5 separate regions of the Mus musculus genome follow, and all the other regions are linked to region 1. A link is a loop called in an ENCODE intact Hi-C map of the cell type or tissue named here. Cell type or tissue: heart. All regions are shown on one strand.

What was found. Hi-C counts contacts between places; a loop is a spot of excess contacts. Peaks named below come from ENCODE experiments on the same cell type or tissue, not always from the same donor. Only the 100,000 strongest peaks of a DNase experiment are listed, where the experiment ranks them.
Region 2: it touches region 1 in a loop (2.6-fold over the local background); 3 of 42 quality-filtered maps call a loop at or near these places.
Region 3: a loop joins it to region 1, with 4 times the contacts of the local background. A loop is called at or near these places in 17 of 42 quality-filtered maps.
Region 4: a loop joins it to region 1, with 8 times the contacts of the local background. A loop is called at or near these places in 32 of 42 quality-filtered maps.
Region 5: it touches region 1 in a loop (3-fold over the local background); 15 of 42 quality-filtered maps call a loop at or near these places.

What each region holds. Positions count from the first base shown.
Region 1 is chr10:69,652,848-69,656,847 of GRCm38, reverse strand. All of the region lies in intron 1 of Ank3 (ankyrin 3, epithelial), which reads right to left. Among named protein-coding and RNA genes, the nearest start is that of Gm33464, 92 kb to the right of the region's middle. In heart, CTCF peaks have their summits at 340 (motif pointing left) and 1,798 (motif pointing right); no DNase peak of the experiment used is centred here; H3K4me3 peaks cover 487 bases; H3K27ac peaks cover 1,480 bases.
Region 2 is chr10:69,580,177-69,584,176 of GRCm38, reverse strand. All of the region lies in intron 1 of Ank3 (ankyrin 3, epithelial), which reads right to left. Among named protein-coding and RNA genes, the nearest start is that of Gm33464, 19 kb to the right of the region's middle. In heart, a CTCF peak has its summit at 2,483; a DNase peak (open chromatin) is centred at 76; H3K27ac peaks cover 475 bases.
Region 3 is chr10:69,370,062-69,374,061 of GRCm38, reverse strand. No RefSeq gene overlaps it. Among named protein-coding and RNA genes, the nearest start is that of Cdk1, 19 kb to the right of the region's middle. In heart, a CTCF peak has its summit at 2,419 (motif pointing left); no DNase peak of the experiment used is centred here.
Region 4 is chr10:69,450,002-69,454,001 of GRCm38, reverse strand. No RefSeq gene overlaps it. Among named protein-coding and RNA genes, the nearest start is that of Ank3, 82 kb to the left of the region's middle. In heart, a CTCF peak has its summit at 1,629 (motif pointing left); no DNase peak of the experiment used is centred here.
Region 5 is chr10:69,525,705-69,529,704 of GRCm38, reverse strand. No RefSeq gene overlaps it. Among named protein-coding and RNA genes, the nearest start is that of Ank3, 6.0 kb to the left of the region's middle. In heart, no CTCF peak of the experiment used is centred here; no DNase peak of the experiment used is centred here; H3K4me3 peaks cover 367 bases; H3K27ac peaks cover 1,043 bases.

The DNA of each region.
Region 1 (4,000 bases):
CCTGTATCTGGCATTCCCTCCCCCTCTCTTCTCTCTTCTCTCTTCCCTCTCTCCCTCTCCCTCTCTTTCTCCCTCTCCCTCCCTCCCTTTCTCTCTCTCCTCTCTCTTCCCATGCCTCTCTGCCTCCTCCCCTTCTTCCTCCCCCCCCCCCCCCAGCAATTCCCTGGACAGAACTCCTATTAAAGGATGTTCAGTTCTTAACAGAATGCTGAAAATAGTGGGAACTGACGTATATAAACAGCCCATAAGTGTCAGTACCCATTTGTAAGTGCAGCAAGAAATCTAAATTCCTGTCCAGTCCAGTCTCCCTGCTGTCTGTAACACTGCCCCCTAGTGTTTGCAAAAGTGCATGGCCAATGACTTGCTAGCTCTGAACTGTATTTGGTAAGCTTCAAAACTCTAAGCATGTATGACGATATGCCCACTTTTGCTTTCTCTATCATGTGAGATTTACTCTCTTTTCCTGTCCTTTGTGGCCACTGGTTTATTCTCATTCGGAAAAAAATCTTCAGAGATGTGTCTAAAACCGTATTAATTAGAAAGTTTCAACTTGCAATGACTTTCTAGAGCTGAGTTTGCCATTTTAAGCAATAAACACATTTTAATAGAAAAATGTCCCAGATAGTTGCCATTGACATTGTATGTACTTTAAAAGAAAAGAAAAGAAGAGAAGAGAAGAGAAGAGAAGAGAAGAGAAGAGAAGAGAAGAGAAAAGAAAAGAAAAGAAAAGAAAAGAAAAGAAAAGAAAAGAAAAAGGAACCTAAAACAACCGCAGGAGGGGCTGGGAAGATGGCTCTATCAGTGAAGTGCTTCTTATAAAAGCTTGGGTCCCCAGAACCCAGGTAAAGGGGGCTACCACATGATTTAAGCACCTAGCCAGCCCCAGAGAAGCAGAGAGGGTAAATCCCTGGAGCAGAGTTTGCCTGTCAGTAGAGGCAGTCATCTGTGAGCCCTAGGTCAGTATGAAACCACACCCCAGAAATCAAGATGGAAGATTCCCATAGAATACAGCACTAAAGGTTGGTTTCTAGCATGCCCATGCAAGCACACACATCAGCACAAGATGAATGAAAACACACACATGCGTGCACACAGTTCAAAACAAAGCCTTTACAAGCTTCCCTAGTTTGGATGTGCACAGTCCGTATGAGTAGGCTTGGACCCTGGGGTAACAGTAGCTGGGGCTACTTCAGACCTTTAGGACACAGAGCACAAGGGGGGGGGGGTATCTCAGGTACTCAGGAATGTGTCCTGGCAATGGATTGTGGCAATTACTCTCTTTTGACTCTTGGGATGAGGGGAGTGGATCTGCTTTGCAATAAACCCCAATACGAGGTGCCACCCCATCCAGGCTTCAAATGCCAGAACAGTGACTGCAGGCTGGACTCTGGAGAGCTGTGAAGCTGACGTCACCTCCTCCTACTGATTGAGTGTCTCAGGTACACCACAGCGATAACTGGAGAACACAATGGCACTTTCTCTGTTGGACCTAGGCTTTTTATCATAAATTAAGGAGAGTATTCACATCTGTTTGTTTTGTTCCAAGACTCTGTGTCAAAGAATCATAACAAAAATATGCACCCTTGCTACATGCAAAAAATCCAAATGCCTTTAAACCAACCACAAACTTGTGCGTCACACTTCCAACAGAAAAAGGAGAAGCAGCTTGGCCAAGAACTGCTTGGAAATACACAGAGGCACAAAGTCGGTATCCCAGTGCCTACCCTTAGATTGCGCTTCCTCTGGAGTGAACGGTTTTCCTCTGTGTTTGGAATTTTAATGCAATTTCTTTTTGTTGCTAATTTACCATTGGCCACTAGGGGGAGCGGTTGTTCCTTTGATTCTTCGAGCATGCTATGAAAAGTAGTCTTGGATTTTCTTTATGAGGCTTAGTGTAACATAATTTTGAAAAGTAAACAACTAAAGGTCGTGGGCATCCACGGAGCCCTTGAAAGTCCTAATTTCGTGTTGTTTCCGTCAATCAAATAGCTGCTCTGCAGAAATCCCACATTGCTCATTTTTATGGCCATAAATTAGATTTCTGAAGCTTTGGAGGTGTGTACAAACATGTACATAAGCATACACGGTTTTGTATTTTATCTGTTTTAAAAATGAGTGTCTGCCATCATCATAACCATGTAACTGTAAAAGGAAGACACCTGGCCATGTTCCAGAGCTGGCTTTATCCTGTGACAAGCTTTGATTCTGCGGCAGGTCGGAAGATCCAGCTTATTAATACTTTGAGTCATAAGAAAAAGATGCATCTGAAACGCTTACATTTAAGAAAAGTCAGAACACAGTGCTTGGGACCTATAAGGTTCTAGTAAGTACTTCAGTTGACAGCAGGGATCTCTCCAGGGGAGGGGCTGGAGAGATGGTTCAGTGGTTAAGAACATTGACTGTCCTTCCAGAGGTCCTGAGTTCAACTCCCAGCAACCACATGGTGGCTCATAACCATCTGTAGTGGGATTTGATGCCCTCTTCTGGTGTGGCTGAAGATAGCAACTGTGTGCTTACGTGCATAAAATAAATAAAGCTCACTCCATCATAGAACCATTCCTAAGTCCTCACTGACAAATTGAAACTAAAATTCCTATTTGTACATCACACCAGCAGGGATCCCCAAATCTCTGTAGTTCCCCCTCAGGCAGGAACTTCTGCGTAACCCCCAGATGCAAGGTCCCCTCAACAGGGGACCATAGTAATTCTGCCTTTTTAGCTCAACTGAGTCATGAGGGAAGTTTCTACAGGAACCCAAGAGAGGGTCAGTCTTGTCTCCTGGGTCTGCCACCAGCACATTAATCGGGAACAGAACACGGCCACTGAAGACAGACAGCAGCTCTCTGGTGTCTCACTGGCTGGAAGAGGACTCAGAGACACAGGATGGGCTGTATGTTCAGAGTACGAAATGCAATCATTGGTATTTATCAGCAGTGTTGGTCTCCAGGAGCCACTTACTCTCTCAAAAGGACAACCTCTGTTCAGGGGAGCAACAGCAAGGGACGGCCAGGCAGCCTGGGACCTGCTGAGCACCCACTCTGAGAACACAGTAAACCCAGGGGCTTGGTGTCTTTATTCCCTAATCCTTCCTATACTTGGTTATTCATGTGGAGTTTTAAAATGTAAAGAGTTTTTCTACTTTGCAGCCATAAAAAAAGGCCAGTTTTTTAAAGGCACCCCCAACACACACACACACACACACACACACACCTTCTTTCTTAAAGAACAGAATAGGAAACATCTCTTTTCAAGCAGAAAACTATCTCATCTATCAGAATGGAATATGTGCATCCAATGGGTTAAAAAAAAATCATCTCTCAGAGCAGGCTCCATCATGCCCCGTGGCCACATTCCTCACCAGGGCCAGAACAGCCTCACTGGGACTAGGTTAGCACCCATCTGGGAGCACCTGGTATTTTTCACAAAAGCCACGAGCCTGTCTGTCTATTCCTGGGATTACTGCGGAGTCCTAGGAGTCCCAGATTGAAGACGGATTCCGAGACTTTCTGGCAACAATTGTCAGTTGAAAAGGACACTCAGTGACAGCTTTATCAAAATGCAATTGTTGACACTCCCCCTCCCCACCCACTCACTCTCCCTCCCTCCCTCCCTCCCTCCCTTCCTCCCTCCCTCCCCTCTCTTTGCTTGCTCTGCATTGCAGACCTTGCAGCTGACTAAGTCTCTCAAGCAGCATTGGCAAGACAGGTTTTTGAAGGCAGACCCAACCCAAAAGGTTGTTTGGGGCGGGGTGGGGTGGGGAGGGGGTATTACCTAGAGGAAAGAGATCAGACCCTCCTGCTGTTGCTGTGGGCAACCTCAATAAGAACATCTTTTTAAAAGGTGGAATGGAAGCCAGCAAGTACCTGGCAGCCAAGTGCCACTTAGACGCCTTTACTTAGGCATTGGGCAACTGTACTTGATCCTTGGATAGCTCTGGGGTTTGCGTATGAGAAATGTTTCGGAAGCAGGAAGTTATCTGCCTAAAATACAAACCTTTGCC
Region 2 (4,000 bases), 73 kb after region 1:
GCGTGCTTTGGGGCCAGATTTCTGCATAGGTCACTTGGCCTCTTATGGTCCATCCCCTATGCTAAATTCAAAAATGTCAACTTGTGCCCCATGTCCCACAACCGCTGTTTGTTCGAAACTGTGACACTAGCTTTCCCTTTCACCTTTGACCCCAGCTTTGGCTATGCACCCACCGTCTGGCTTTGAGCCATTTGCACTTATGCCCTGAACTGCTTGCTATGTTCTGTGTAACACAAGGCTCACTGAGTCCTCGCCTGTGCTGACTGGTCCCTGATCCCAGCTGCTGCCTGCTTCTTCTCATCTGCCTAAGGAAGACTGAAGATGGATTTTTCAACCCTCCTAAGGCTTCACCGTGATGATATGACTCAATAGAAAACTCTGTAGATAGCAGGGCGAGCATCCTTGCATGGACATACATATAGCTAGCATGTCTCCAAGAACCTATGGAAGGATGAGGAGACCTACATAGGAAGATAAGTGTTAACACATAGCAACCTGGAAGATGGAAACAAACGCATGGATCTGAAGCCTCTTCTATAAGGAACGGGGAGGTTGGCCATTGAACCCCCATGAAGAATAAAGTGTTATTTGGCTCTCCATTTTCTGTAACTTATGTTAAAAATGGAAATGCAAGCCACTAAGGGAACTAGATAGGTGAACTTGAAATTCCACTGAAATGACCCTCATGCTTTTCTGCTCAAAGTTCTAAGTGGTTTTTGTTTGGTTTGGTTGGTTTTGGTTTTTTTGTGTTTTTGTTTTTGCGACGTTTTCTGGTGTGAACATAAGTAGGTTTGTACAAAGGGGCTTTCTTTGTAAACAACAGCATTCATGAACAAAGGGGAATATGCCTGTGGCATGCCTGTTTCTGTTGATGAAACAGAAGGATGTGGTCACACGAGCATTCCATAAGTCGCCATCACTTTAAAAAGTTGTCTGGTTAAATGAGGCTCTTTCATCAGGTGGCAGTGGTGCACAGCTTTAAACCCAGCACTAGGGAGGCAGAGACGGGTGGATTTCTGAGTTCGAAGCCAGCCCAGTCTACATGAGGAAGTTTCAGGACAGTCAGGGCTACACCGAGAAACCCTGTCTTGGAAAACAAAGAAGCAAGCAAACAAAAAATAAACAAATAAAAAGATCCTTTCTCGCTTGTGTGTTACATGGGTACGTGCATGCCTGCATATATGTAGGCACACATGTATATACACCCACTAAGGGGCAGAGGTTCATGTAGGTGTCTTCCTTGATTTCTCTCCACCTTATTCATAGAGACGGAACTCCATCATTCAACCCAGGGGTCGATAATTTGGCTACTCTAGCTACCAGGCTTGCTTCTGGGATATTCTGTCTCCCCATAAACTCCAGGGTTACAGATGAGCCTCCACACTCCACACCCACACGACAATTCCATGGCTGCTCAGGAACTATATTCTTCACACATGTATGAACAGTCAGCACTTTAACCTCTGAGCCAGCTCCCCAGCCCCTAAAAGAGATTCTTACTAAAGAAACTGGAGACTTAATAAATGGTGGACATCCACAAGTACTGGGTATCTTATCTGCACACAAACCCCGGACCATTCTAAGGTCAATATGGACAAACTCTCCTTGGACCGCATTAGAAGGCAGCTGCGGAAGGCTCGTGTTCAGCAGATGATGAAAGCCCTTCTCCTCCCAGGTTTCTCTTCCTCCAGTGCCATTGCTAGTTCTCATCTTGGCTGGAAAACCTAAACGGTAACACATTTCAGAAAAGAAGACTCTTCTGGGCTAAAATAAGAGAACCAAGTCTGCAAGGAAGGGCTTTGGGATGTCGGCACACCACTCTAGGTCAGTCTGGTTACTAGGTAAATTGGAGCAAACCCACAATGCATTGGTACCGTGGAGCTGGCAACGGAGCAAATAGCATGAGGGGAGTGGGGTGTGGGAGGGGAAAGGAACCATAAACATGGCTGGCTGAATAAAGTCTTATGCTTGTGGCTGAAAAAAGGAGTTATTGGCAATTAATTGTTGGATGCTAGGAAAAGAGCTATCACTTACTTTTCTCTGGGAATGGAGTGCCCGATGAGTTGATCACAAGACAATGGAAGGTTGCAATAATATTTGAACACCAAATACTGACCTTGATTTGGTGGCACATGGTGGGACTGGAAATACAAAATTGGGAGTGAAGGGAAGAGGGAAATAACTTAGAAAGAATTGAGGGTGGGAGTCTGAATATGATACTCATTGCATGAAATTCTTGGACCTGATGTAAATAGATGGATGGATGGATGGATGGATGGATGGATGGATGGATGGATAGAGTTTAGTTATGGTTTGAAAGTGAAATGTCAGGTCTGGAAAGATGGCTCAGTGGTTAAGACCACTGACTATTCTTCCAGAGGTCCTGAGTTCAATTCCCAGCACCCCCATGGCCACTAACGACTGTCAGTTCTGAAGGGATCCATTTGTCCCCTTCTGGCCTCCATGGGTACTGCATGCACAAAATGAAAATAAGTAACGTAGTACAATTTTTAAAAAATAGTGCAATGTCCTCCACATGTCCAGGTTTAAACACTTGGAGTCTCTCTACCTGGTGGGCCCCACCAGTCTCTGAGGAGCCACTGGTAGGGCCTGGGGTCAGAGTGGGGTGGTTTCCCCAGTGGTGTAGCCACTGAAAAGTTTCTCATGATCCAGCAGAAAACTTCTCACCTACATTCATGCAAGCACGTGTGGGAGATGGGCACAGAAAGACATGGAAGTGGGAGGGTGTTGGCTTGGCAGGAAGAGGAAGGAGGGGTGAGACAGGGTATGAGGATAAAAATGACTAAAATTCATTACATACATGTATGAAGCTGTCAATGAACACATGAATTAATAAGTTGATACTCAGTATTAAAATACAACTTATATACTTTATTTTCCCTGTAGTAATCTGGTCTAACATTAATTCCTTTGACAAAGCCTCTACCCTTGCATGAGAAATTATGGACAGCATTGGCTGTCTAAGTTAATGTATATTTACATATGCAACTAGAAAACTCCTTGTTTGGTCAAAAAAAAAAAAAAAAAACTGAGACGACTCTGTTATCATTGCCAACAATCATCCTGAAACAAGACAGATTTTAAAAACATTCTTCTCCATCAGAAACCACATAAAATTTTCAACTGAGATTCTCAATATTAATAACCCCAGCTATGAGTTAGAAAAATCTCAGAAAAACCAATGGACGTTCTTCTCTGAGCTGAAAAAAAAAAAAGCACTATGGGAAATTGCTGCACAAACTCTTCCAGTCAGAGAGAAAACCTACTGGGGTAGAGTGAACCTGCTTTTAGTGTGTGTGTGTGTGTGTGTGTGTGTGTGTGTGTGCTTGTACATGTGTGCACATGTGTGCATGTGTGTGTATGTATGCATGTGTGTGTATGCACATGAATAATACTATGTGGTTAACTCTTACATGGATTCTGGGAGGTTTGAACTCAGACTCTTGTGTTTGCATGATCAGTGCTTTTACCCGCTGAGCCATCAACACACATGCCAGAAAGAAGACAGACAATACATGTAACCCTACTACATGCCCCAAGCTAACGCCATTACCAAAGATGTTAGAACCTGGCTCTGTCCTTTGTAATTGTCGTACCTCTGAGATAAAGATATACCCAGGCTTTGTCAAACAGTTACCACAAAAGGAGTTTTCACTACTAGACCACAGACTTTGGTTCTTGATGTTTAAGCCATGACTCTGGACAGAAATTTAACTGTCCTACCACCTGGAAAAAAAAATACAACGCCCACATCACAGGAGGTGTGGTGGAGCCCAGAGAAGCTGAGCTGGGGGCACATTCTGTGAGTTCAGTTATTCTCTTCAGACAGGAGATCTCTATCTCTGCATCAAGGGGAACTAGGCCAGACTGCCTGGTGTTGGGTCAAGGGAAACAGGCCAAATGAATTAAACTCCTTCTGGTACTATATAAAGAAAGGATATTTGAATCTGGAAAGTTGAGGAAATAAAATGTCATGTGA
Region 3 (4,000 bases), 280 kb after region 1:
TCAATGCAGTCGGAGAGGGGAAGAAAGAAACCAGGCTGTGAAAGAGTCCTACAAGCGAGAGTCAATGGTCAGGAAAATTGGCACAGGCTGGGTCCGTCCTTCCATTCATCTTTTGTTCCCCTCTTTCTGTGCCCTGGAGCCAAACCAAGGCTGAGCAACATTCTCGGCTAACATTCTACCACTCAGCTATAATCCAAGCTCTGTGATATATCTTTTAAGACCAAGTTTCTAGAGAAGAGGTCCCCTTTCTAGCTTCATGCTGTCTCCCCACTCTTGTTAAACTACCTGCATGGATACCTACATAATGTGTGAGAGCTTTCCTGGGCCACCCCAGCTGGTTTACCCACCTTCCAAGTTGTTCCTTCCCACGTGTCGAACCCTGTTCTGGTTTTTTTTTTTTTTTTTTTGTTTTGTTTTCTGAGACAGGGTTTCTCTGTATAGCCCTGGCTGTCCTGGAACTCACTTTGTAGACCAGGCTGGCCTTGAACTCAGAAATATGCCTGCCTCTGCCTCCCAAGTGCTGGGATTAAAGGCGTACGCCACCACGCCCGGACTCCTGTTCTGGTTCTTTCTTCTGATGATCAGCCTCTGTCTCCAGAAACAAGGATCCTCCTTGGTTAAACAGCTAGACAGCAGGAAGAGATGGCTGAAACAAACTAGCACATGCTTAACGACTTAAAACCACACACAGGACGCTTTCTCTTCTGGTCCCAGATGCTGTGGGAGCCACGGGTTACCGTGCAGACACGGCCAAGTCCAAGAACCACACCACACACAACCAGTCCTGCAAATGGCACAGAAACGGCATCAAGAAACCCAAGTCACAAAAATTCAAATCTCTCTTTTTAAAAAAGATTTATTTATCTATTATATGTAAGTACACTGTAGCTGTCTTCAGACACTCCAGAAGAGGCCATCAGATCTCATTACAGATGGTTGTGAGCCACCATGTGGTTGGTTGCTGGGATTTGAACTCAGGACCTCTGGAAGAACAATCAGTGCTCTTAACCGCTGAGCCATCTCTCCAGCCCGAGTCTCTTGAGGGGGTTGACCGCAGGTTTGTGAGGAAGATGCGCTTTGCCAAGAAGCACAAGAAAAGCCTGCAGAAGATGCCAGTTAACAATGCAAAGGCAGTGAGTGCACGCACAGACGCCATCGAGGCTCTTGTGAAGCCGAAGGCAGTCAAATCCCAAGATGCCAAAGGGCCCCGGCCTCAAACTCAGCATCTGGCTTTCATCACTCACCCCAAGCTTGGGAAGCGGATTCAAAGCTACGTGGCTAAGGGTCGTAGGCTCTGCCAACCAAAGCCCAAGGCAGAGGCTGCAGCTCCAGCTCAGGCTCCCAAAGGTGCCCAGGCCTCTGGGAAGGCGCCATAGAAAAGGCTCTTGCCAGTGGGAAGACAAACTGCTGTGACACACCTACCTACACACTATTTGCAGATGACACGTGTCCTGTGCTGTTTTTACAAATGAACTTAAGGCGAGGAAAAAACAAAAGCCAAACAACAACAACAACAACAACAACAACAACAACAACACACACACACACACACACACACACAGGAAACCGATTGCACTACCGCTCTGTAGCTTAAAGCTCCCCATCTTTACCCTTTGTTTGAGACAGCCGGGCCTCTTTACTGTTTGCAGCTGTGTTACATATAGCAGGTGATGTGGCCCACGGCTTCTGGGAGTCCCCCGTCCCTCTCACTTCCCACCGTCAGAGCACTGGGATTGCAGATGTGCGCCAGCTATCCGCACCCCGTGCAAGCGTGGGCCCTTGTGCTTGCCTAGCAAGCCCTTTCTTCGCTCCCGGAAACACCTCCTCAGCCCTCACAAGGGAGATTTTATAACTCACCTCCCACACGACAAGATGCTAAACTGCTGTGAATAGAGGAAACGCAGGCTGGACAAAGAAGAGCAGAAATTATTGATGTTTAGAATGAAGCTGTGAGTGCGAATTCTAACTGAAGCCTCCAAGAACACGCAAAAATGGATAAAACTCAGGCAAGGTTATACAGAAAATGAAAAATCACCAACACTTGGAAGGAAGTAAAGAAGTCTAACTTAAGCGCTAGTGGAGATGCGCAGCGCAAGAGCATAGACCTGTATATGCTGGCAGTTATGAAGGTTAGACTGAAACACAAATTTCTTCAGGAAAAAAAAATGTCATTTAGGCCGGCAGGTAGGTAGTACATGCCTTTAATCCCAGGCTTTGGGAGACAGAGACAGTCAGATGTCTGTGAATTTGAGGTCAGCCTGGTCTACACAGTATGTTCCAGGACTGTTACACAGAGAAACACTTTCTCAAAACAAAACAAACCACCACCACCAACAGTTTAATGACCAAATAATCAAATAGTAGCCGAGTATCGGCTTCCAAGCACCAGAAACCGTTCGCTGCTGCCCCCTAGCGGTGGTAGGGGGTGGTAGCGCTCTCCACCACAGAGCCAGGGAAGACTGGAAAGCCACCTGATCGGAGACAGACAAAGAGATTGCGAGTTGAAAGCCAGCTTGGGCAGCATACTAAAAAAAATGTGAAAAAAAATATGTGTGGTGGTGGCGGTGGGGAGATGCCTCAGCGGATAAAAACACTCTTCCAGGGGACCAGAGCTCTGTTCCCCGGAGCCCACACTAAGAGGTTCGTGCAGTTGATTGTATTACGAATGCTAATTGTGTCCCCTCAAAACTATCCTAGTGGGCTGGAGAGATGGCTTACTGCTCTTCCGAAGGTCCTGAGTTCAAATCTCAGCAACCACATGGTGGCTCACAACCATCCTTAATGAGATCTGGTGCCCTCTTCTGGGGTGTCTGAAGACAGCTAGAGTGTACTTACCTATAATAAATCTTAAAAACAAAAAAACAAAAAAACAATAAACAAAAACAAAACAAAAACAAAAAAACTATCCTAGTGTCTGCACATAACTTCTGGGAACCTGCCTCCCGTTGGTTCTGATTGGTAAATAAAGATGCCAACAGCCAAGAGCCGTGGAGGACGGACAGAGGCGGGATTTTAGGATTCCTGGGCTTGGATGGGTGGGGGGAGGAGGAGATCTGCCTTCTTGGTAGCATATGGAGAAGAGAGAGGAGACATGTAATGTCTGAGAAGAGTGCAGGACAGAGAGGCATGGCCGTCGTGTGAAGGAGCAGGAAGAGCGTGGCCCAGAGGGCTGCCCAACTGGGTCCTGAGCGTTCAAGATAGAACATAGTAAGCAGTAAATCGAGATTAACAGCATGGAGATTAGGCAGTGACCCTGCAATTGTACGGTTAAAGGCACAGTAAAATATAAAGGCTGTGTGTGCCTTTCATCCGGGAACATAAACCATTGGGGCGGGTAGTGACCCAAGCTGGGCTTTATTAATATTTAATTTAACAGGTTCACTGATATCTATAACTCCAGGTTCTGATTATCTGACACCCTCTTGTGGCCTCTCCAGGTACCTGCACATGTGTGGACATCTCTCTCTCTCTCACACACACACATACAAATGTTTAAATGACTACATAGATAAACTAAATGGACATGAAACCTAAGGGTCCAGACATGGGCAGTCAACTTGGGCGGGGCCACGGCGGCAGGATGAGAGGCTACAGAGGAGAGCGAAGGTGTCAGCAGTCGTTCAGCTCATGGACTTAAAGCTGGGCTATGGTTTCTTTGGGTGGTTGTGACATTAGCACCACAAATTGACAATGACCTAACTGAAGATGTTTATAAACACAGCAAGGACGAGAAGGTGTCCGAAGGCCAGGATTGCTTTCTCCGCTATCGAGTTGTTGAAGTACACACAGTCTTGTTGTACTACAACGCTGAAATACGCATCTCTCTTGAGGAGAAGATTCTAGCAATGGTACGAAAGCTGCACATACAGGTAGGTGAGAATGGATGGACAGATGGACAGTGGTTTTCCATCTGTCTCAACGGAAACTAATCACCGTGGTGCTCCAGGAGCTGGTCTAAATACTCTGCCACTAACAACGATTCGACTTCCTTCTGTCGCTT
Region 4 (4,000 bases), 200 kb after region 1:
CTTGTTTCCCACAGTTCTCAGTAAGTGGATGCCAGCCCGGCCGTCCCCGGAAGGTTGCTGGGAATACAACAGAGAGCCAGCTGGTCAGACTGCACTGCGTGGCCTATCACACCGCAGAAAACGGCAGTGTGCAAAAACGCATTCAGAGCTGAGGGGGGAAAAATGTGCTGGAATAGATAGGAACTAGGTAAGGATCTGCCACAGAAGGAAGACCCCAGGTCACCTGGGAGGACAGGGGAGGAGTTTGTGGGGACATGTGACTAACAGTGGGCGTGGCCAAGTTCATGCAGTGCTGCATGGGGAACACCAGGCAGAAAGGAGAGTGTGCCCCAAGGTCTACAGGTTGGTTGCCAAAGGCCTGTGTAGCAAATTAGATAAAAAGCCTGCTGAGGCTGACACCCACAAGATGCGAGGAATGCTCAAACTGAGGACAGATCACACAGGACAGTGTTGAAGATCTGGGACTTATGGAGCCACGAGAAATCTGGGAATATCCTGAGAAGTGAGTTTGCTTTCAGAAAGCTTTTTGTGGGAGGAAAATATGGAGTGCCCCGGTTTGGGGCCTGTATCATTTGTCAAAATGCAAACCCCCTCATGCAGACCCCAAGATGGAGAGAGCCAAAGACTTGATTTCTGGATTGAAAGAAAACTGTGGGAGGTCATTGTGATCCGTGGGACTTCAACATTCAGGGAGTTGTCCCTTCTGGAAAAGAGGGAATGTGGGTCAGCATACACTACCACAGCCAAGAAAGCAAGCACCGCGACAGCCACAGCCGAGAAGTACCAGAGAAGCTGCAAAGAGCAAGGAAGAGGAGTCTAGGCGGTGTTCTCCGGACATCCCTATTGAAGCTACCAAGAGAGTCTGCGCAGAGTGCTCAGAGCGAGCCACGCTGCTGTGGACCGCAGTGCCAGCAGGCAGGACATGCAGAAGAGACCTGCAGGGAGTACTTTCATGGAAACTTACTTTGTTTTATTATTTGAACTAGGATCTGGACTCCAGCTAGGTAGACAAGAAGTGCCTTGACCTTCTTCTGATCCTTCTGCCTCTACTGCCCACGTGCTGGGGTTATGTGCAGTCACACACAATTTTATATGTGCTGGGAATGGAATCTAGAGACTCTTGCATGCTGGGCTTGCACACTACAACTTGGGCTAGGTCCTAGCCCTGGTATTTTAGACTTTGTAACATATTATACTCTGCAGCTGGCTGAAACTGTAGTGGGGGAGGGGGAGGGCGGTGCATGTGTACATACATAGACATATATACATACATGTGTGTGTCATCATAGACCACACAAACTTTTTCATGGATATACTTTGAACCGAAGGAATGATAACAGTAAAACATCTGGGTGCTTGTAAACTGCAACACTCGTGGTCAAGTAATTGGGTTTATACACGGAACGGGGTGAAGAAGACATGCTTAACCTCGGGGAAAGCTAAGACACCAAAGGCAATGGGGATGCTGGTTATAAACAAGGAAGAAAGGCTTGCCAGAACTCTGTTAAAGCCTATCTGCTTGTTTATTAAATTGTATTTTTCTAAATGAAATATGAAGTCATTTTTGCCTTAATTGTGCCAGATTGCAGTGAGGACAAATGGTCACGCCTGTAGCTTCTCTTCAAGCATGACACCACAGTGCCATCTACTGGCTGACGTGATATTCTCTCTCTCTTTCTCTCTCTCTCTCTCTCTCTCTCTCTCTCTCTCTCTCTCTCTCTCTCTCTCTCTCTCTCTCTCTCTCCATCTCTCTGGAGACCTGATTCTATGTAGCTCAAGCTGTCCCCAGACTCACTATATACCTGAGGAAACCTTGAATCTCTGGTCTGATCCTCCTGCCTCCACCTCCACAGAAACTGACAGAACTGGGATTATAGACATACACCATCACTTTTGGCTCAGGTGGTCCTGAGGCTAAAATCATGTTTTTTGTACATGCGAGGCAAGCCCTCTGAGCTACATTCTCAGCCCATGTAACACAAAATTAATTTGATAGTTTTTTACACAAATCACTGATTAGAACAGTAATAGTTACTCCAACGTAGTTGCCACTTAATATGTTAATAATTGACAATATCTAAGTATTTTTATAAGACTAGGATTTCCTGTAAAACCATATATACGTATGTTAAGAAGAGACAACAGAAGGTAGAATATAAAAACTTAGAAATCCTTCAAAACTAACAATGTCTAACATGAAACCAATTTATGCCATTGGGTCTTGTTAAACACCATCTCTTGGTTTCTTTATTGAAACTGGGGCAAATGTAGCCCAGGGTGGCCCCAAATGTCCTGTAGCCAAGGGTGACCTTGAGTTCTGGTGCCACAGACACATACCTCAAAGATGTCTGCAGATGGTTATGTTCATCAGCTGGCCACTGTAACCCCTTGGTTCAAAACATTCCTCCTCTGCCAACTATGGCAATACTGCCCCCAGTTAACTCTGCAGCCCTGGCAGGCATATGAAAGTGACACATACTACTAACAGTGCTAATACTTTGTAACAATGCTACTGATTTGAGTTCATCAAACTGATACTGTGTGTCCTTGGAGTAACCTTCCCTACCTGCATTTTTTAAACAATATTTATCCTAAGGCCATATGATAGGTTGACTCTGGCTCAGCCTCACATCTCATATTTGCCTTGTCTCTTGACTGCATCAAGAAGCTGGGTCAAGTGACTGACCTACACAGCCCAGGTTAGCGTGAGTGCACACTTGGCTGTTTGCACAAGGACTCACTTCTCAGAATGCTCCCGGTCATTAGGCAGCACCTGCCTCTTGTCCTCTAGGCTCACGAGAGGACTGAACCTCCCTGCTCCCTGTGCAATTAGGTGTGGCCTCTAAAAGATGCTTTAAGGGAACGGGTCCCCCCTCTTTGAGGGAGTGGAACGACCTTTTCACAGGGGTCACCTAAGAGCATCAGAAATTCAGATGCTTGCAATGTGGTTTATAGTAGCAAACTTGCAGTTACTAAGTAACAATGAAAATAATCTTCCGGTTGGGGAGGGGTGTCACCACACCATGAGGAACTGTATTAAAGTGTCTCAGCATTAGGAAATGTTAAGAGCCACTACTCTAAGGGGAGGCTCGGCTCAGTTCCATCAACTTCTGCTATCTTTTCTGCAGGGAGACGGCCCGAGGCCCCAATGTCTAGAGTAGGTAGGAGTTTCTGCTTAATCCTCCTGGCTAGAAAACAGAAGCAGGATACAAACATTCATACAAAGAGCCACTGAGGCCAGGATCGATGCTCTCTACTGGACAGCCTGCCCTGGTGGTTAAAACTGTCAGACTTGAAGACTGGGGTCCCCAAGCACTGGCCAGACCCAGTCTGCTACCTGTCTTTATAAAGTTGTATTGGAACAGAACCAAGGGAGGTGGCTCATTTGCAAACTGGACTTAACCTTGAGCTGCAGTAGCAGAGTCAAGTTCTAGAGGAGTCTACGCCAGTGGTTCACAACATATGGGTTGTGAGCGCTTTGGGGGGTCGAATGACCCTTTCACGGGGGTTATACATCAGATATCCTGCATATCAGATATTTACATTACAAACAGTAGCACAGTTCCGGTTACAAAGTAACAATGAAATAATGTTATGGTTGGGGGTCACCCCAACATGAGGAAGTGCATTGGAAGTTTATTAGGCAAGTGTATTAGGAAGGCTGAGATACACTGGTCTGTGATTCTTACATGATTTACTCTCTGACCATTACAAAAAACATTCCCCCATCTCCCCAATGCTAGCTAGGTCCTTCTAAAGAAACGATGATAAATAGGACACGCTGGCTAAGGAAGCAGGTGACGTGGGTACAAACAAACATCAGAAAATGTACCACGAACATGAAATAAAAGAGAGGGACGACATGGTGCTCTTGGTGCCTATGACTCTAAGTATTTTTCTGTCACCAGTTAAGGACACTGTGGAGGATTTGGAATTCAGTTTCTTCTCTGGGAAAAGCATCAACGTACTGTGCCCACTAGAGAGTTTAGCAATGTTAGCT
Region 5 (4,000 bases), 130 kb after region 1:
AAATGTTAAGTGTTAACTACTTACCAATGGCAACCTCCTTTTTTTTTTAAACTCCCAAATTAGAAAATTCTCCAGCCCTTAGAGAAGTTAAATATAACCTAAGAAGATGGTTTAAGCTGTGTGCAATGAAATTATCCAAATGAAAAGCGAGACTCCAGGAGTTCACAGAGGAGGAAACGCCACCCCATAGGCAGGCTACTTACTTGTTCGGCACCGATTAAAGACCCGGCCATCAGGTATTTGATACCAATCTGAGACGGTTCTATTTTTAAAATAAGTAACTCTCATAAGAGGACACAGAGCCCGGTCAACTCTCCTGGAACTGCTCTATTTTTAAAATGAAAGTCGCTTACCATGGGGAAAGCACGGGCAGGTTAACAGCAAACAATTTTTTTTTTTTTAAGTTATCTTCTACATAAAATTCTACGGAAAACTAACCCAGTAGTTTCCTGGCCAAGGCTCGAGTGCCAAAAGACAACAAATAAAAAAATAATAAAATAAAATTAAAAAAGTAAAACAACTTCTTTTTGCCATTCGGGAGACATACCCGAATGGTTCGACTCGTTTTATTTCTCTGACCAGGCCGCTGGGGATTTCTGCTGTGGGCTGGGGAACTGACATGACACACTTGCTAACTCTTGGAAATAACATGCTTTAACATTCTTCATTATTCTTCAACATCAAAAATACCTAGGGACTTCAAGATAAAACGGGCTGTTTTCCTGGAAGCCCTGGAATCTGACCTCTGATCTCTGACCTTCCGGGGTCACCCAGCCAGTTCCTTGTAGAGCTTTACTCCACACCAGACTCTCCCAGAGCTTAAAGTGAAACTGCCCTGAGATCAGATTCAGTTATTATTGGTTAAACAAGCTGGGCCTCCTTACACACATACACACACACACACACACACACACACACACACACACACACACCCTGCTCCCTCCCTCCCTCCTTCCCTCCCTCCCTCTGTTATTGTATTTTTGAGACAAGCTTTCATGAGTCCAGGGGGGGCCTTGAATGTGCTTTGTAGCCAAGGATGGTGGAACTCCTGATCCTCCTGCCTCTGCCTTCTGATTGTTGGGACTGTAGGCTTGAGCACCGTCATGACCAGCTTATGCAGGGCTAGAGAACAAACTTGGGGTTTGGTATGTTCTAGATCCGCTCTCTGCCAGCTAGGCCACACCCTTGCACCCCAAAGGTTTGCTTTAAATTAGAAAGGACATATAGTGATGGTTCTTCGGGTACAGCTGAGAGAACCCTCTCTGTGGGGTGTTGGCATAGACTGTGCCCCACGTTGTGTGAAACCACAGGTGGAACAGGTAGTCAGTGGAATTTTGCTTTTCATCTTTAACTTAGGCTAGTGATGATTTGGGGGTTATCTCTGGCACAACCACTGTTTATCCCACTGGGTAAGAATAAGCCCGCTACCACAATTTTTGAGCCAAAGTTGAAGCAAGCTTTTATTAAAAATATTGACCGGGTTCATGAATACTTAAGAGATCTATACCCAGTATTTCAGGAACTTATAAAGGCAAAACCCATGCTGGCTACATAGTTCCCATTTTCGTCCAATCAGGAACGAGCGTACATCCTGCGGTACTTCCTGCCTAAGCACCTTCTGGCTACCACTGGGTGTGATCAAGCCCATCCTGGGCAGTTGAAGGACCCATGCTTGTTTACAGAGTGAAAACACCTGGCTTGTTGTCTTATGCGAACAGGCTCCGGCATCCCAGAACGCTATCTCCTCGGGCAGGTGGGGCTTACAGGACGGAGGCATTTTTGTCTCATAGATCTCTTAGGCACAGTAATTTAAATGTAAAACGTAGTGCTAACCATCACACCACCACCATGTTTCCTTCCTCTATCTGCCCAACACTTCCAAAGAGAAGCTGGGACCCACAGCCAGCAGACAACAGTGGAAACAGTGTAACGTAGACGTCAAAGTCACATACTAACTAGCCTTTTTTTTCCTTGTGCTGTGCAAACAGCTCAGGAAATACACTTTCCTTTGAAGTCCTTGATGCTTCTCATTGCAAAATGACACACTGACGTTTGCACATCTGCTTGTGTGCCTGAAGATTCAGGCAGGTATAGACAGGAAATAAAACACTGAGTCCAGCTTGCTGTCTAATACACGCATGCTCTGCCAGGTATCTAACGAGCATCTACGCTATAGCTTCTAAGACCCAGCTTAGTTGTACGCACTGCTCTCTCTCGGATATGGCTTAATGTCCCTGTTCCATTTCTATGTGTGTTGGAAGTTTCGGGCAGGTGCGTACGTAGCAGGACTTTCCTGTTTTCCTGGGTCTCCTTTCTTTCCTGATTGTTCAGCCTTGTGTCCATTAAAGTATAACGATATAATCCAAGTGGATTAGAAAAACAGGGAGAGACAGGCGTTCAAAGAGGCTAGCTAGCAAGTGGGCGGACTCCTTTTTGATACTTCCTTCCCTGAAACTCTACCGGTGTGGCTGTCTAGGGCGGGGTAATTTTCTTTCACTAGACTAACAATTCTTTTTAGAGGCCAGTGATATTGGCAGGACTCTTCACACATGAGGGACTGGTGAATCATGCCTTTGATCTTCCCCAAATCCCTGTGTTTTACTTAGCAACAGCAAGGATCCTAAATGATTTTAGACAGAGCTACCGAGACCCGTTCTGAAGAGAGCGTCTTGGTTGTCAAAGTATCCTAACAGTACCAACATGCAAATGAACCAGAAGTATGGCTGCTTCTATTTGGCCCACACCCAAGTGAGATTAGTGGGCTTGCTTCATAGTCTTTTGATGTTATAGAAAACTTTCATGAAAATCAGATAGTTATAGCTCTACCGCATCCAAAGGAGCAGTTCTCAACTGCCCATAGTCCAGGTCACGTATTATTTCTGATGCCCCTATTCTAACAGCTGATGAAATAAAAGAGACTGGAAAAGAAATCACACCCTTAAAACCAATTTAAACCGTATTTCACAGAATCTTACAACTCTATATTACAGTTGGTGCGAATACAATTAAGAATTCCATGTCATAACCTGAATACCGGGAACCTATTATTTGCTACTGCTTTGGAATACATTATTTCATCTCACTCATCTGACTGGGTACAGATGGGTCAGGGACCAAGACAAATCCAGAAGATGATGTAATGATCAAAATAAGCATATATTGAATTGCTTGGGAACCTGCCAGCCATGCCCGACAGAAACAAATAAGTCAGTGAATTAGCCTGTGAATTACAGATCTTCACTCCCCTTCTGTCTTAGTCAGGGTTCCTATTGCTGCACAAAACATCAGGACCAAGAAGCAAGCTGGGGAGGAAAGGGTTTATTCAGCTTACACTTCCATATAGCTGTTCATCACCAAAGGAAGTCAGGACTGGAACTCACAAGGGGCACGAACCTGGAGGCAGGAGCTGATGCAGAGCCCATAGAGGGGTGCTGCTTACTGGCTTGCTTCCCCTACCTTGCTCAGCTTGCTTTCTAATAGAACCCAGGATTAAAATGCCTTACAGCTGGATCTCATGGAGGCATTTCCTCAAGGGAGGCTCCTCTCTCTATGATAACTCCAGCTTCTTCTTCAAACCCAGTCCCTCAGTCTTATACCTATCAGAATGGCTAAGATCAATAAAACAAATGACATCTCACATCCGTGAGGATACGGAGTAAGGGAGACACGGGAGACACTTCATCCAGGCCTGTTGAGACTGGAAGCTTGGACAGCCATTATGTAAAGAGACGTGGCAGTTCCTCAGGAATGCAGGGACTGATCTACCTCAAAATCCAGCTCTACCACTCTTGGGCATCCACCCAAAGGACATTTCATCCTACCACAGAGTTGGTTACTTGTTTACCCATCTTCATTGCAGCTCCTTGTCATAGCCAGAAATTGTGGTATATTTACACAATGGAGTATTCTCAGACATCAAAAAGAAAGAAAGAAAGAAAGAAAGAAAGAAAGAAAGAAAGAAAGAAAGAAAGAAAGAAACCATAAGTTTGCAGGTAAAAAA